Linked DNA regions of Homo sapiens: region 1 is linked to region 2. Evidence: chromatin contacts called from ENCODE Hi-C data. All regions are on one chromosome and are shown on one strand. The core of a region is the stretch at or near the end of the contact, and the rest is flanking DNA. Distances in the headings are between cores, read along the strand shown.

Region 1 (7,207 bases), core at 839-3,338, 490 kb after region 2:
ACCCACTTATCTGTACCCAAAGTCCCCCACCCTTTTTTTCTTTTGAGACAGGGTCTTGCTCTTTTGACCAGGCTGGAGTACAGTGGCATGATCTCTGCTCACAGCAGCCTGGAGCTCCTGGGCTCAAGTGATCCTCCTGCTTCGGCCTAGAGAAGCTGAAACTGCAGGTGCACACTATCACACCCGGTTAAATTTTTTTTTTCCTTTTTTGACAGAGATGGGGGGAGCCTCACTATTTTGCCCAGGCTGGTCTTGAACTCCTAGACTCAAGCAATCCCTTTGCCTCAGTCTCCTAAAGTGCTGAGATTACAGGCATGAGCCACTGCGCCCAGCCCCTCTTTCTTCATTACTGTGCTTCCCTCCCTAATTCTGTGCATATCTCTCATTCTCCCCTTCTCTCTCTAGCTCTTGTTTTCTTTTCTTTTTCCCTGGGATTGTGCTCCTCATTTTGTACCCCTCTCCTCTCCTGCTGTTTATCCCCTTCTTCCCTCTATTACTTCTCTTCCACCTCTTCTGCTCCATTCTCACAGCTTATTTAACCTCTTTTTTTTTTTTCCTTTTTGAGATGGAGTTTCACTCTTGTTGTGCAGGCTGGAGTGCACCGGTGCGATCTTGGCTCTCACCGCAACCTCTGCCTCCCAGGTTCAAAGGTTTCTCCTGCCTCAGCCTCCCTAGTAGCTGGGATTACAGGCATGTGCAACCGCTCCCAGCTAATTTTATATTTTTAATAGAGACGGGGTTTCTCCCTGTTGATCAGGCTGGTCTCGAACTCCGGACCTCAGGTGATCCACCCGCCTCAGCCTCCCAAAATGCTGGGATTACAGGCATGACCCACAGCGCCCGGTCCTTATTTAACCTCTTGTTGTTCTTTCTCCCCAATCTTTCAATCTTCCTCAATGTCTATATATTACAGCCTCTTCTCTTATCTCTCCGTCTCCTCTGCTCTCCCTATTAAATTCTCTCTTCCCTGTTATACCCCTCTGTCCCCACTCTCCAGCACCTCAGATCCCCAGGTGTCCTCCCTGCTGTGGTTCTCCATCTGTTCTTGCCACCAGCACCACTCTGCTCTGTCTGCCCTGGCTCCAAATCCCTCCTCCTCTCCCTCACTCTGGTGAGCCTCCCTCTTTGCTGCCCCTCTCCCTACCTTGCTGTCCTTCATCTTTCTGTACATCTAGCTTTTCTCTACATTTCTCCAGTTGCTTTTCTCCTCCTGCTTTCTTAGTTTTTTTTCTTTCACTTTTGCTGTCTCTTGGCAAATTCCTAACCCATCCTCTACTTTGCCATCTGTTATGGGCCTTTCTCATTCTTCTTTTCTCTGTCTCTGGTTTTCTACTGCTCTCTCAGTCCCTCTCTCTATCTCCTGATCCCTTTGGCCCAGGCGGGTTTGGAGTAATCACAGGCGGGTTTGGAGTAAGACGCCTGCATCCCGTAGAAGCGCATTTTCCAGGGGGTGGAGCTGGACAGGAAAGAACACCTGGTATCATAGGACAAGCCCCTGCGACCCACCCCAACCCTGGCTCAGGGGAAGCGAAGACTTGGGGAGCAGCAGGGCCCGGCACCAGGAGGGACGTGGTGGGCGACGGCACCCTAAGACAAAGGTGGGACCTGCAGGATCCCAGGACCAGGCAGAGGACGCAGCCTCCCCGGGGCTGGGGCCGGGGCGCCGCGCTCCAGGTGCCAACTGGGGCGAGGCTGGGAGGCGCCCAGGGCTGGAATCCACCTCGCGGGTGAGGACTTTAAAAAGCACGGGGCGGGAATAGTCAGAAAAATGTTTTGAGCAGGAAAAATACGCGATAGGAAGTGTATACATTGCCCTATAGCAGAAAGACCGGGGACGGGACCAGCCTCCGAGCGACTTCAAACCCAAAAGCAAGCAACTTCCAGACTCTTACCGGGACGTCTCAATTTGCTCTGGGTGAAGGGAAGACAGGCGAGAATTTCCAGGTCCGTGGGGATCCCACGTCCCAGGGGCAGAAGCGCCGGGGACCTGGGAAGTGCAGACTTAATCCAAGGCAGAGCAAAACTCACGCGCCGTGGTAGGACCTTCACTCCACGCGATCCGCTTCCGGGTTTGTGCGCGCCCAGGACTGAAGCCAGGCCGGGGCAGGTTGGCTGGACCTGGGCGGGGTAGAGGCGGGGCCCCAGGCGGAGAGACCTTGCCCTTTAGAACCGGCAGAGGGAGGGCCCGGGGCGGGACCTGTGCTTCTCAGCCTCGCACTCAGCGCCTCTGTTTTTCGAGTTTTTGGAGGCGACAGCGGCCAGGAAGGCTGAGGCATGATTCAAAAGCCCTGGAATTATCTGGAACGGGAATGCAAACTAGAATGTGAAATGCAAAGCCCTGCCAGGGCGGAACATACGATTTCATGCTGATGGCCCACAGAACAGAACAGAAATCCTCTCCCTTTCTATTCTCCATTCACTCAGGAGGGAGGGTCCACCCCGTGCTCAGCTTCAAAGTGTTCCCTAGGGCCTCCGCCTGGGATGCGGGACGGAGAGCTCAGGCCAGGGAGGAGTGAGGTCACCACCTGCTGCCTAAACACAGCAGGGATGCGGGCACGAGGCGGAAGCCTGAGGTCCCAGCTACTCAGGAAGCAGCGGCGGGAGAATCCCTGAACCTGGGGGTCCAGGCCATCCTGGGCGACAAAGTAACACCCCCTAACTGCAGGGTCCTCTTCCTGATCTCTCTCTCGCTCTTTTACTTTTTTTTTTTTTTTTTTTTTTTGAGACGGAGTCTCGCTGTGTCGCCCAGGCTGGAGTGCAGTGGCACGATTTTGGCTCACTGCAAGCTCCGCCTCCCGGGTTCACGCCCTTCTCCTGCCTCAGCCTTTCGAGTAACTGGAACTACAGGAGCCCGCCTAACCCAAACAAAAACAAGACCGGGCGCGCTGGCTCACACCTGTAATCTCAGCACTTTGGGAGGCTGAGGCGGGCAGATCATGAGGTCAGGAGATCGAGACCATCCTGGCTAACACAGTGAAACCCCATCTCTACTAAAAAATACAAAAAAATTAGCCAAGCGTGGTGGTGGGTGCCTGTAATCCCAGCTACTAGGGAGGCTGAGACAGGAGAATGGAGTGAACCCGGGAGGCGGAGCGTGCAGTGAGCCAAGATCGTGCCACTGCACTCCAGCCTGGGCGACAGAGCGAGGCTACGTCTCAAAAAAAAAAAAGAAAAAGAAAAAGAAAAAGAAATATCTCCCCTAGTTTGTCTCCTTTTCCAGAATTTACCAGATACCAGTACACAGATACCAGTGCATACATTAATGTATGACTTTCATACATAGATTCTCTGATCTGATCCACAAAGAGCTAAATGTGCATCCAGATGTGGCCCCTGAACAATCCCTGCTGCCCAATATCACTGACACCTTGGGGTCCACACCCCATCTCCATCCATCTCTGGTGTGAGCCCTTCCCAGGACCATGCCCAGTGCAGCCTCTTCCCAAGCTCATGTCACTAGGTTATAGAAGATGGAATTTAAGTGAAGATGACAAGGACTGAGAAAAGGCATGGGTTAGTGTGAGCAAACGTGTGAGGCAGGATGCTTCAGACTCACAGAAGACTGGCTACTACAATACCTGGCATTTCAGAAAGGAAAGAGACAGAAGAATCCACCGAGGAATATTACTCCACCTGAGGAAGAGCCATCCCTGGCTCCTTTTCTTTGCTCCTCTTGGTGTCTTCCTCACGTAACATGAGTCTTTGGAAAATCAATCCTGTATGTAAAAAAAAATACGAGATTTAATTTTTAGAAATCACTCCCTCCTTTCCTGTGACAAAACACACACACAGGGGAGACCTCACCAGGGATAAAGATGGTTCTCTGCTGCCCACTGCACCAGAGATTATGTGGAGATAAGAAGGTGCCACAGGAAGACCTACAAGGGCAATTTTGACCTGTTTTGAGGTCTTGCTCCCTCCTGCAAAAGTCCACACACACGCTGCAGCAGGACACAGATCTTCAGGGCACAGATCTGGCCCTAACCAAACCCCATGCAGAGCACAGCCCCCTCACCTCCCTGTGGATCACAGGCTGATCTCAGCTCTCAACATGGAGGAAACTGCCTTGATGTTCAATGCTGGAGACAGATGAGAATCACCTGCACCATTGTAGGTATTATTGAGGGTGGGTCCCATACTGTGATAATAGCAATCTCTGATAAAACAGCATAGAAGCTATATTTGCAAAATGCCTGAAAACCCTAATGTGAAGCCAAGTTTGAGCTCCACTCAGGGCACCAGCCCCGCAGAGCCCCACCTTCTGGCTCTGCTCTCCGCTTGGGGACTTGTTCCCACCAGGATCCAGTGAACAGCGAAGGAGCAAAAAGGATCACACAGAACAGGCAACATGGGCCAGAGATGGGGGTGAAGGTGGGGCTGTCATGTCAAATGGGGGACTGTGGGAGAACACAAAAGTTTTCATAGAAAAAGTGATGTCAGAACAAAGACTTAGGGAAGAAAGGCTGCTTGTCACTTGCAGCTGAGTGGCCAGAGAGTCCTAGGCAGAGGGACAGCCCAGGTGAAGGCCCTGAGAAAGGAGCAACCTGAGTCCCAGAAAAAGAAAAGAAGCCTGCATGGTTACAGTAGAGGTAGGGAGGAGGACAGAGGCAGGAGTTGATGTCACAGAGCTCCTGGGACTCAGATATCTAGGGATGAGGTCTTGAAACATTTTTCTCTCACATCTCAACTCAAAAGAATTTTGGAAATGTATTTTCTCACTCATTTTATGTATACATGTAACTTTCTCTTCTATACTTTGTCTCTGTGTCTCTTTCTTTTCAAAGTGTCTCGTTCCACCTGACGAGAAATGCCCACAGGTGTGGAGGGGCAACCCACCTCTTCACCAATGCAATCCATCCTGGGCAATGGAGCGAGACTCTATCACAAAAAAGTACAGAGTCCAGCCAGGGAGGCTGTCTCACACCTGGAATGCCAGCAATTTGGGAGGCCAACATGGGAGGATCCCTTGAGGCCAGGAGATCAAGGCTATGGTGAGGTATGATTGCAGCACTGTACTCCAGCCTGGACAACAAAATTAAAAAAAATATGAAAAATACGGCCGTACACTTTAATGAGCATTCGTGTGAAGAGACCACCAAACAGCCTTTGTTTGAGCAACATGGCTGTTTATTTCACCTGGGTGCAGGCGGGCTGAGTCCAAAAAGAGAGTCAGTGAAGGGAGATAGGGGTGGGGCCGTTTTATAAGATTTGGGTAGGTAAAGGAAAACTACAGTCAAAGGGGGTTTGTTCCCTGGTGGGTAGGAGTGGGGGTCACAAGGTGCTCAGTGGGGGAGCTTTTTGAGCCAGGATGAGCCAGGAGAAGGAATTTCACAAGGTAATGTCATCACTTAAGGCAAGGACCGGCCATTTACACTTCTTTTGTGGTGGAATGTCATCAGTTAAGGTGGGGCAGGGCATATTCACTTCTTTTGTGATTCTTTAGTTACTTCAGGCCATCTGGGCGTATACGTGCAAGTCACAGGGGATGCGATGGCCTGGCCTGGGCTCAGAGGCCTGACATACATGTGCCCCACGCCTTTAATTCCAGCACTTTAGGAGGCCAAGAAGGGCAGATCATGAGGTCAGGAGTTTGAGAACAGCCTGGCCAACATGGTGAAACCCTATCTCTACTAAAAATACAAAAATTTTGCAGGTGTGGTGGTGCACACCTTTAGCCCCAGCTACTTGGATGGCTGAGGCAGAAGAATCGCTTGAACCCAGGAGGCAGAGGTTGCAGTGAGTTGAGATCGCATCACTGCACTTCAGCTTGGGCAACAGAGCGAGACTCCATTTCAAAATAAATAAATAAATAAATAAAACAATTACCCACATGTGGTGACCCATGCCTATCTTTCAAGCTCTTTGGGAGTCTAAAGTCGGAATTACTTGAACCTAGGAGTTTCAGGCTGCTGTAAACTCTAAATTGTGCCTTTGTACTCTAAAACTAAGCCACAGAGCAACATTATCTCTCTCTCTCTCCTTTTTTTTTTTTTTTTTTTTTTGAGATGGAGTCTTGCTCTGTTGCCCAGCCTGGAGTGCAGTGGCACAATCTCGGCTTACTGTAACCTCGACTTCCCGGATTCAAGTGACTCTCCTGCCTCAGCCTCCTGAGTAGCTGAGATTACAGGCATGAGCCATCACTCCCAACTCATATTTTTAGTAGAGATGAGGTTTCACCATGTGGGACAGGCTGGTCTCAAACCCCTGGCCTCAAGTGATCCACCCACCTTGGACTCCCAAAATGCTGGGATTACAAGTGTGAGCCACCACACCCAGACCAACATGCTGTCTCTTTAAAAAAAAAAGTTTGAAGTCAGAGACATGTTGATCTACTAGTGTGACTTCAAATGCACTACCAAATCAGATACAAACTATCTCCCCTTATAGGTCTCCTTTTCCAGAATTTACCAGATATCTGTGCATATTAAAGTATATGTTTCATATGTGGTTTCTCTGATCTCATCCACAAAGAGCTGACATCCAGACATGGCCCCTGAACAATGCAGGCTGTGCAGCAGCACTGACACCACGGGGCCCACACCCCATGTCCATTGATGTCTGGGTGTGAGCCCTTCCCAGGACCATGCCCAGTGGAGCCTCTTCCCAAGTTCATGTCACTGGCTCACAGGAGATGGAATCTCAGAGCAGCTGAGAGGAACTGAGGGCAGGCATGGGTGAGTGCAAGTGAATGTGTCAGACAAGATGCTTCAGACTCAGAAAAGACTGGCTGCTACAATACCTGGCATTTCAGAAATGAAAGAGACAGATTAATCCAAAGAGGAATATCACTTCACCTGAGGAAGAGCCATGCCTGGCTCCTTTCCTTTCCTCTTCTGAGTGGCTTCCTCATGCAACATGAGTCCTTAGAAATCAATCCTGAATGTGAAAAAAAAAAGACTTCATGTCAGAAATGACTCACTCCCTTCCTGTGACAAAAACACACAAACAAGGGAGACGTCACCCTCTGGAAAGATGGTCCTTTGCTGCCCACTGCACCAGAGATCATGCAGAGATAAGAAAGTCCCACAGGAAGACCTACAAGTGTATGTTTGACCCTGGTCTTCAGATCTCGCCCCCCTCCTGGAGGAGCCTCCCCCACGAGGCAGCAGTGGGGAGCTGGGCTGGACTGATCTCCCCTTCAGGGCACAGACCCATCCCTGATCAAACCCCATCCAGAGGACAGCCCCTCACCTCTCTGTGGATCACA
Region 2 (6,956 bases), core at 3,344-5,843:
GAGAACAGTTAAATCAGAGTAGAGAGTTTAATCAAAACTACCAGTGGAACATGTTCTTGAGTAGGATTCACATTTAACTGCTGGCATAATTTGCAACTGTTGGATTTTCTCATGTTTGGAACAATAAAGTTGAAATTTTCCAAAGTGTGAATGATTTACCTTCTTTCTACCAATATTGTTTTATCTCGTCTCAGGAGGATACTTTATAGCAGACAATAATAAGGCACCATTAGGATTTTTAAATTAATTTATTTTTAAAATTAAAGTTCTAGTGTACATGTCCACAACATGCAGGTTTGTTACATAGGTATACATGTGCCATATTCGTTTGCTGCACCCATCAACTTGTCATTTACGTTAGATATTTCTCCTAATGTTATCCCTCTGCCAGCCCCCCACCCCCCGACAGGCCCCGGTGTGTGATGTTACCCGCCTTGTGTCCAGGTGTTCTCATTGATCAATTCCCACCTATGAGTGAGAACATGGGGTGTTTGGTCTTCTGTCACTGTGATAGTTTGCTGAGAATGATGGTTTCCAGCTTCATCAATGTCCCTGCAAAGGACATGAACTCATCCTTTTTATGGCTGCATAGTATTCCTTTTTTTTTTTTTTTTTTGAGATGAAGTTTTGCTCTGTCACTCAGGCTGAAGTGCAATGGCACGATCTTGGCTCACTGCATCCTCTGCCTCCCGGGTTCAAGTGATTCTCCTGTCTACACCTCCCAAGTAGCTGGATTACAGGCATGCACCACCATACCCGGCTAATTTTTTTGTATTTTTAGTAGAGATGGGGTTTCACCATGTTGGCCAGGCCGGTCTCGAAGTCCTGACCTCGGGTGATCCAGCCACCTCGGGTTCCCGAAGTGCTAAGATTACAGGCATGAGCCACGGCGCCTGGCCAGGATTTTTAAGGTTGAAGCATCCACAACAATTTTGTGTGTGAAATGAAATGACATGCACTTTTGGGTATATACACTTGGGTAAGTATGATTTTGGGTAATAATACTTAGTACTTAAGTTATTCTCTCTACTCTTTGTTTTTGTTTTTTGTTTGTTTTGTTTTGTTTTGAGATGGAGTTTCGCTCTTGTTTCCCAGGCTGGAGTGCAATGGTGTGATCTCGGCTCACCGCAACCTCCGCCTTCCAGGTTCAAGTGATTCTCCTGCCTCAGCCTCCCGAGTAGCTGGGATTACATGCATGTGCCACCATGCCCAGCTAATTTTGTTTTTTTAGTAGAGACAGGGTTTCTCCATATTGGTGAGGCTGGTCTCGAACTCCTGACCTCAGGTGATCTGCCCACCTCGGCCTCCCAAAGTGCTGGGATTATAGGCATGAGCCACCACACTTGGCCTACCTCTCTACTCTGCCCTAAGATGCTTTTGTGGGTAAAGTGAAAATCACATAACAGTGCAGCTTCATCATCATATGCCCTCAATGTTCATCACTGTTGATAAACATGCACTGTATTATGTTTCTGTGTGCCTTTTTCTTGTGTGCCAAGTAAGACCCATGGCAGGCACCTTCATTTTCAGGAAGCGAAAATACAGATACAGTAATATGGAAAATAGGACAAAGTGTGGACTTCAGGATGAAAATATTGTAACAATCTTGCTGTTGACCTCGTAGCGCTCAGTGACATAATTTGAAAAAATATTAATGTTCAGAAATGTTCTCTTGAGGATGAACACACAGATTGGGAATTTCGTTTTGCTTTGGTAGATTAACTAGAAACTTCACATTTTCACCCTTATAACCTTTTTGGTAATTTGAACTTTTGATCATTCTTCTGGAACTGCTTTGACATCCACCTGAAGTTTGGTTTGGGTATTGAGAATGATGATGCCATTCACTAATGTGATCTCAAAATGTTTACTCCATAATGAGGCTTTCTGGGGAGAGCAGGGTAGACTTCCCCGGTTGGTCCAAATATGACTAGGGAATCGGCATAGGTGACTGGCTTGGGGTATGATGATTGTTAAGGGATAGGGCTTGGGCAGGGGTGCCCACTTGTGGTTTGAACTTTCAGCTGGTGCCAAAGGAGTGGGCACTGAGGATTTTTCAGTTGACCAGATGGGCAGAATAGGAAGAGGGAGTGCAGAGGTGTAAAAGGCGTTGGTGTTCAGACATCACAAAATGCAGTCAACTCTAGGACAACTCTAGCTTCCTCTGGAAGCTCCTGCCATCTTGGTTAGGAAAGACTCTGATTTTCTTCATGATAATATCTTACGTTCCTTTTATAGTTACAGATACAGGTCTCATTGCACAATATGATTGTTGAAAACACTTGTGAAATTTTTTTAGTAAAATTGCCTAAGATACTTTTTATAGTAGACAATGAAAATTAGTGTGTGGGTTTATAATAAATATAATGTATTATATAATATGATTAAAATATATTTGTTATAAATATGATATTACTAGAAGAGCATTTTTCCAAAAGCTATGGAAATGTCATTTTCCCGTTACAGCATCAAGCAATATATTCCATGGTTCATTTTCAACTCTAATAAAATTATATTTTGTGTTTATATATGCACGTATAGACACATATATAATATTTTTTTTTTACTTTTTTCTTTTTCTGTACATTGCATCCAGATGCTATGCTTGTTTGTTTTTTTTTTTGAGACAGAGTCTTGCTCTGTCACCCAGGCTGGAGTGCAGCGGTGTGATCTTGGCTCATTGCAGCCTCCGCCTCCCAGGCTCAAGTGATTCTCCTGCCTCGGCCTCCCGAATAGCTGGGATTACAGACATGCACCATCACCACACCTGGCTAATTTTTGTATTTGTAATAGAGATGGGGTTTCACCATGTTGGCCAGGCATGGTCTTGAACTCCTGACTTCAGGTGATCCACCCGCTTCGGCCTCCCAAAGTGTTGGGATTACAGGCATGAGCCACCATGCCCGGCCAGATGCTATGCTTAATACATTTTTTCCGAATGTCACTCTAGTGAAAATTTTAGGGGACACAAAAATGAGACTGTTGTTTGGAGACAATATTTTTTGACAAGAGTATGCACAAGACAATGGCAGGTATAAACGTTTTATTGTAAATATGAAAAAGGAAAAAATGCTTTCACTATATTAGAGGACTTGAAGTAACGTGAAGTGATTCCAACCCTTTATCTTTATTTTATTTATTTATTTTATTATTTATTTTTTTGAGATGGAGTTTCACTCTTGTTGCCTAAGCTGGAGTGCAATGGAGTGATCTCAGCTCACTGCAACCTTCACCTCCCGGGAGCATGCTGCTCTATCTTTTTTTTCAGATGTTTGAGCTATTCCAGGTTTTTTGGGATTTCTGTTGGTTTGTTTTGTTTTTTGCTTTTCTACATAATTGTTTGGATAATCTTGTCAGTATCTACGAAGTGCCTTGATAGTAAATATATTAACCCTGTGTATCAATTTGGGGTAATTTCACATTTTTTTCTATGTTGAGTTTATCAATAAATTGATATTGTATATGTCTCTATCTGGGTGTCTTTGATTTCTTTCATCAGCATTTTGTAGTTTTAAAATCCTGAGAATGTTAAATTAACATATTTTTTGACTTTTTTTTTTTTTTTTTGAGACAGAGTCTTGTTCTGTTGCCTGGTCTGGAGTGCAGTGGCACAATCTCAGCTCACTGCAACCTCCGCCTCCCAGGTTCAAGCGATTCTCCTGCCTCAGCTTCCTGAGTAGCTGGGATTACACGCGTATGCCACCATGCCCAGCTAATTTTTGTATTTTTAGTAGAGATGGGGTTTTACCGTGTTGGCCAGGCTGGTCTCGAACTCCTGACCTCAAATGATCCACCTGCCTTGACCTCCCAAAGTGCTGGGATTACAGGTGTGAGCCACCTCGCCCGGTTAATGCTTTTTTAAAACCAACAATTGGTGACCTAAATTCTCACTGGCCTTAGCCCTCCATGCCCCTGGTGCTGTCACTAGAAAACTCTCTGGAGCTGAGCACAGGGTTACCTCTGTCCCTCCCGAAAGAACAGGGAATAGAAAAGGAGAGGATTTCTATTCTGCTTTGTGGGCCGTCAGCATGAAATTGCACATTCTGCCCAGGCAGGGCTTTGCAGTTCATGTATTAACTTGCGTCGCTTTCACAGACAATCCCAGGGCTTAATTAAATTGCTAAATTTAGTTTTTTATGTATTTATTTGAGAGACTGAGTCTCTGTCGCCCAAGCTGGAGTGCAGTGGCCGTCATAACTCAGTGTAAACTCGAACTCCTGGGCTCAAGCGATCCTCCCGCCTCAGTCTTCGGGGTAGCCGGGACTACAGGTGCCCGACCGCACGGTCGGCTTAAGATTAACTTTAATAGCAGGAATTTTCCTGGATCTAATCATTAGCCGACTTTGCTCAGTCCCGGCAAGAGTACAGTTCCGAGACAGCTGAGTTGCTCCAGTCTCCTTGACAGGTCTCCCCGGCAAAACCCGGAAAACAGAGGCACTGGAAGCGAGGCGGAGGGAAGCGCAAGCCCCACTCCGCCCCGCCCCCGCCCCCGCCCCCGCCCCCGCCCCCGCCCCCGCCCCCGCCCCCGCCCCCGCCCCCGCCCCCGCCCCCGCCCCCGCCCCCGCCCCGCTCGGACCCCTCCGCTGCGCGCGCAGTTTCCCACAAACCCGGAAGCGGATCGCGTGGAGTGAAGGTCACGCCGCGGCGCGTGAGTTTCCCTTTGTGTAAATTAATCTGCGCTTCCCAACTCCCCCGCGCTTCTGTACCCGGGATCTGAGGGGCCACACAGACCTTGAAATCCTCGCACCGCTCCCTCTACCCCGACCAAATTCAGGCGTCTCCGTGAGAGTCAGGCGGTCGCTTCCCTGTGTGTTTAAATCGCTCGGCGGCGGGTCCTGTCCCCCGTCCTTCTGCCACAGGGCCATGTAGTCACCTCCTGTCGCGGAGTTTTCCTGTTTCAAGTCCTTCAGTGATGCTTACATCCGCCCCGCACAGCGTAAAGTCCTCCCCCGCTAGGCGGATTCCGGTCTATGCGGTCCCCCAAGCCTCGCCTTTGTTGGCCCTGGAGCACAGCGCTCCAATCTCAATCCAGGAGAAGCCGCGTCTTCTGCCCAGTGCTGGGATTCTGCAGACGCCACCCATCTCTTGATCCAGACCCTACCTTTACCCTCCTTGATACGGGGCCCCGCTACTCCCCAGGCCTCCTCTTCCCAGACACCGCTTCTCCTAACCCTGCGTGTGGGGAGGTGACTTACTCTGTCTCTTGACATCCAGTGTTCTTGCGGGCCAAATAACACCCCACTGAAAAGGTGTTCTGCTTGTGGACATCGGATCCCAATTCCTTCCATGTGAATGTGTGCAGAAAGAGAGACGGAGAGCGAGGGAGAAGAAAGAGAAAAATTTTGAAGGAGAAAAGAAGATTGAGGGAGAGCCGTAAGCAGATGGCAAAGTAGAGAGTGGATGGAGGATTTGCAGAGACAGCGAATGAAGCCGAGAAAGTAGCAGGGGGAAAAAAGCAACTGGAGAAATGCAGAGAAAAGTTCCATCTCCGGAGAGATGAAGGACAGCAAGATAGTGAGAGGGGCAGCAAAGTGGGAAGTTCCTCAGTTTGAGAGTGGGGGAGAGGGGGAGGGATTTGGAGCCAGGGCAGACAGAGCAGCGTGGTGCTGGGACAGCAAGAGGAGTCAGCTGGTGACAACGAGAGCAGAGGGAGAACCACAGCAGGTGGAGGCCTGGGATCTCAGGGTGCCAGAGAGTGGGGACAAGGGGGTGTAACAGAAAAGAAGGGATTTAACAGAGAGAGCAGAGGGGGAGTAGAGTCAGGGGAAGAGGCAAGACCGGGCACAGTGGCTCACGCCTGTAATCCCAGCACTTTGGGAGGCCAAGGTGGGTGGATCACGTGAGGTCAGGAGTTTGAGACCAGCGTGGGCAACATGGTGAAACCCCATCTCTACTAAAAATGCAAAAATTAGCCGGGCGTCAGCGCGCGCGTGTAATCCCAGCTACTCAGGAGGCTGAGGCAGGAGAATTGCTTGAACCCGGGAGGCGGAGGTTGCAGTGAGCTGAGATTGCGCCATTGCACTCCAGGCTGGGCGACAAGAGCAAAACTCCGTCTCAGGGAAAAAAAAAAAAAAGAGACAAATAGGTGGAGAATGGGATGATCAAAGATTGAGCAGAAAGTTTGGAAGAGGGGTGAAACAAGTTGCCAGAATGGAGCAGAACAGGTGGAAGAGAAGGAATAGAAGGAAGAAGGGGAGAAACATCAGGAGAAGAGAGGGGCTCAAAATGAGCAGAATCTTAGGGGAAAAATAAAGGGGGAAAAAAGCTAGAGAAAGAAGGTGAGAATGAGAGATACGTACAGAATGAGGGAGGGAAACACAGTACCCAGAAAAGAGGGAACCCTGGGTGCAGATGAACGGTGAGTTGATTGGATATTATGATTAAGTTGTGACATTGATTTATCTATTTATAATTTGATAATATGAAATATACTTTAAAAATACAGATGAAAATGGATATGCAAAACTCCTGTCTGTAAGGCTGGTGCATTTTATAATTCTTGGCATCAGACTTTAGCTTCCACTCACATTCCCTATTCAGGCACAGGTCAGTGACTTGAGTCATTCAGGTGTGGGTCACCCACTTTCCTTTTCCTGGGATGGGGTAGGGTGTGGGCGAGTGTAAAAGATAGCAGGAAAACCAAAGTGTTTTTCCTACTCTTGCAGTCAACACAATAGTGAACACTCAACACAGAATGCTTCATATCTGATGAACAAAATGTGTGGGGATTTCTTCCCACCAACAAGCAATTCGTCAGACACCGCCTGGGTGATCCGTAATTTCAGTCAAGTTGACACTGTCTACTTGAAGTTAGCATCAGATCCCACAGGTTGGGGGCTCAGTTCCACAAGGCTGCCGCTACTTCACGTGCTGGTTGTAAGTTCCTGGTTGGGACCTGAACTTCAACCAAACATCTAAAAATTGAAGATTCCCTTGACCCTTTGCTCAGATTTTAT

The links. Hi-C counts contacts between places; a loop is a spot of excess contacts on that map. Pooled maps may share reads with other maps.
Region 1: a pooled map shows a loop between it and region 2 (13-fold over the local background). The contact joins the promoter of ZNF600 here to the promoter of ZNF480 in region 2. A Hi-C loop is called at or near these places in 9 of 50 pooled maps.

Annotation. Positions count from the first base shown.
Region 1 is chr19:52,784,703-52,791,909 of GRCh38, forward strand. ZNF600 (zinc finger protein 600) reads right to left here and starts at 2,089. Exons shown (of 6, transcript NM_001321866.4): 1 at 1,893-2,089. RefSeq lists enhancers at 1,049-1,907, 1,908-2,765, 5,068-5,598, 6,130-6,659 and a silencer at 2,098-2,247.
Region 2 is chr19:52,292,576-52,299,531 of GRCh38, forward strand. It overlaps ZNF480 (zinc finger protein 480), which reads left to right and starts at 4,594. Exons shown (of 5, transcript NM_144684.4): 1 at 4,594-4,648. It overlaps ZNF766 (zinc finger protein 766), which reads left to right. Exons shown (of 4, transcript NM_001010851.3): 4 at 1-3,471. RefSeq lists enhancers at 4,656-4,705, 4,776-4,825.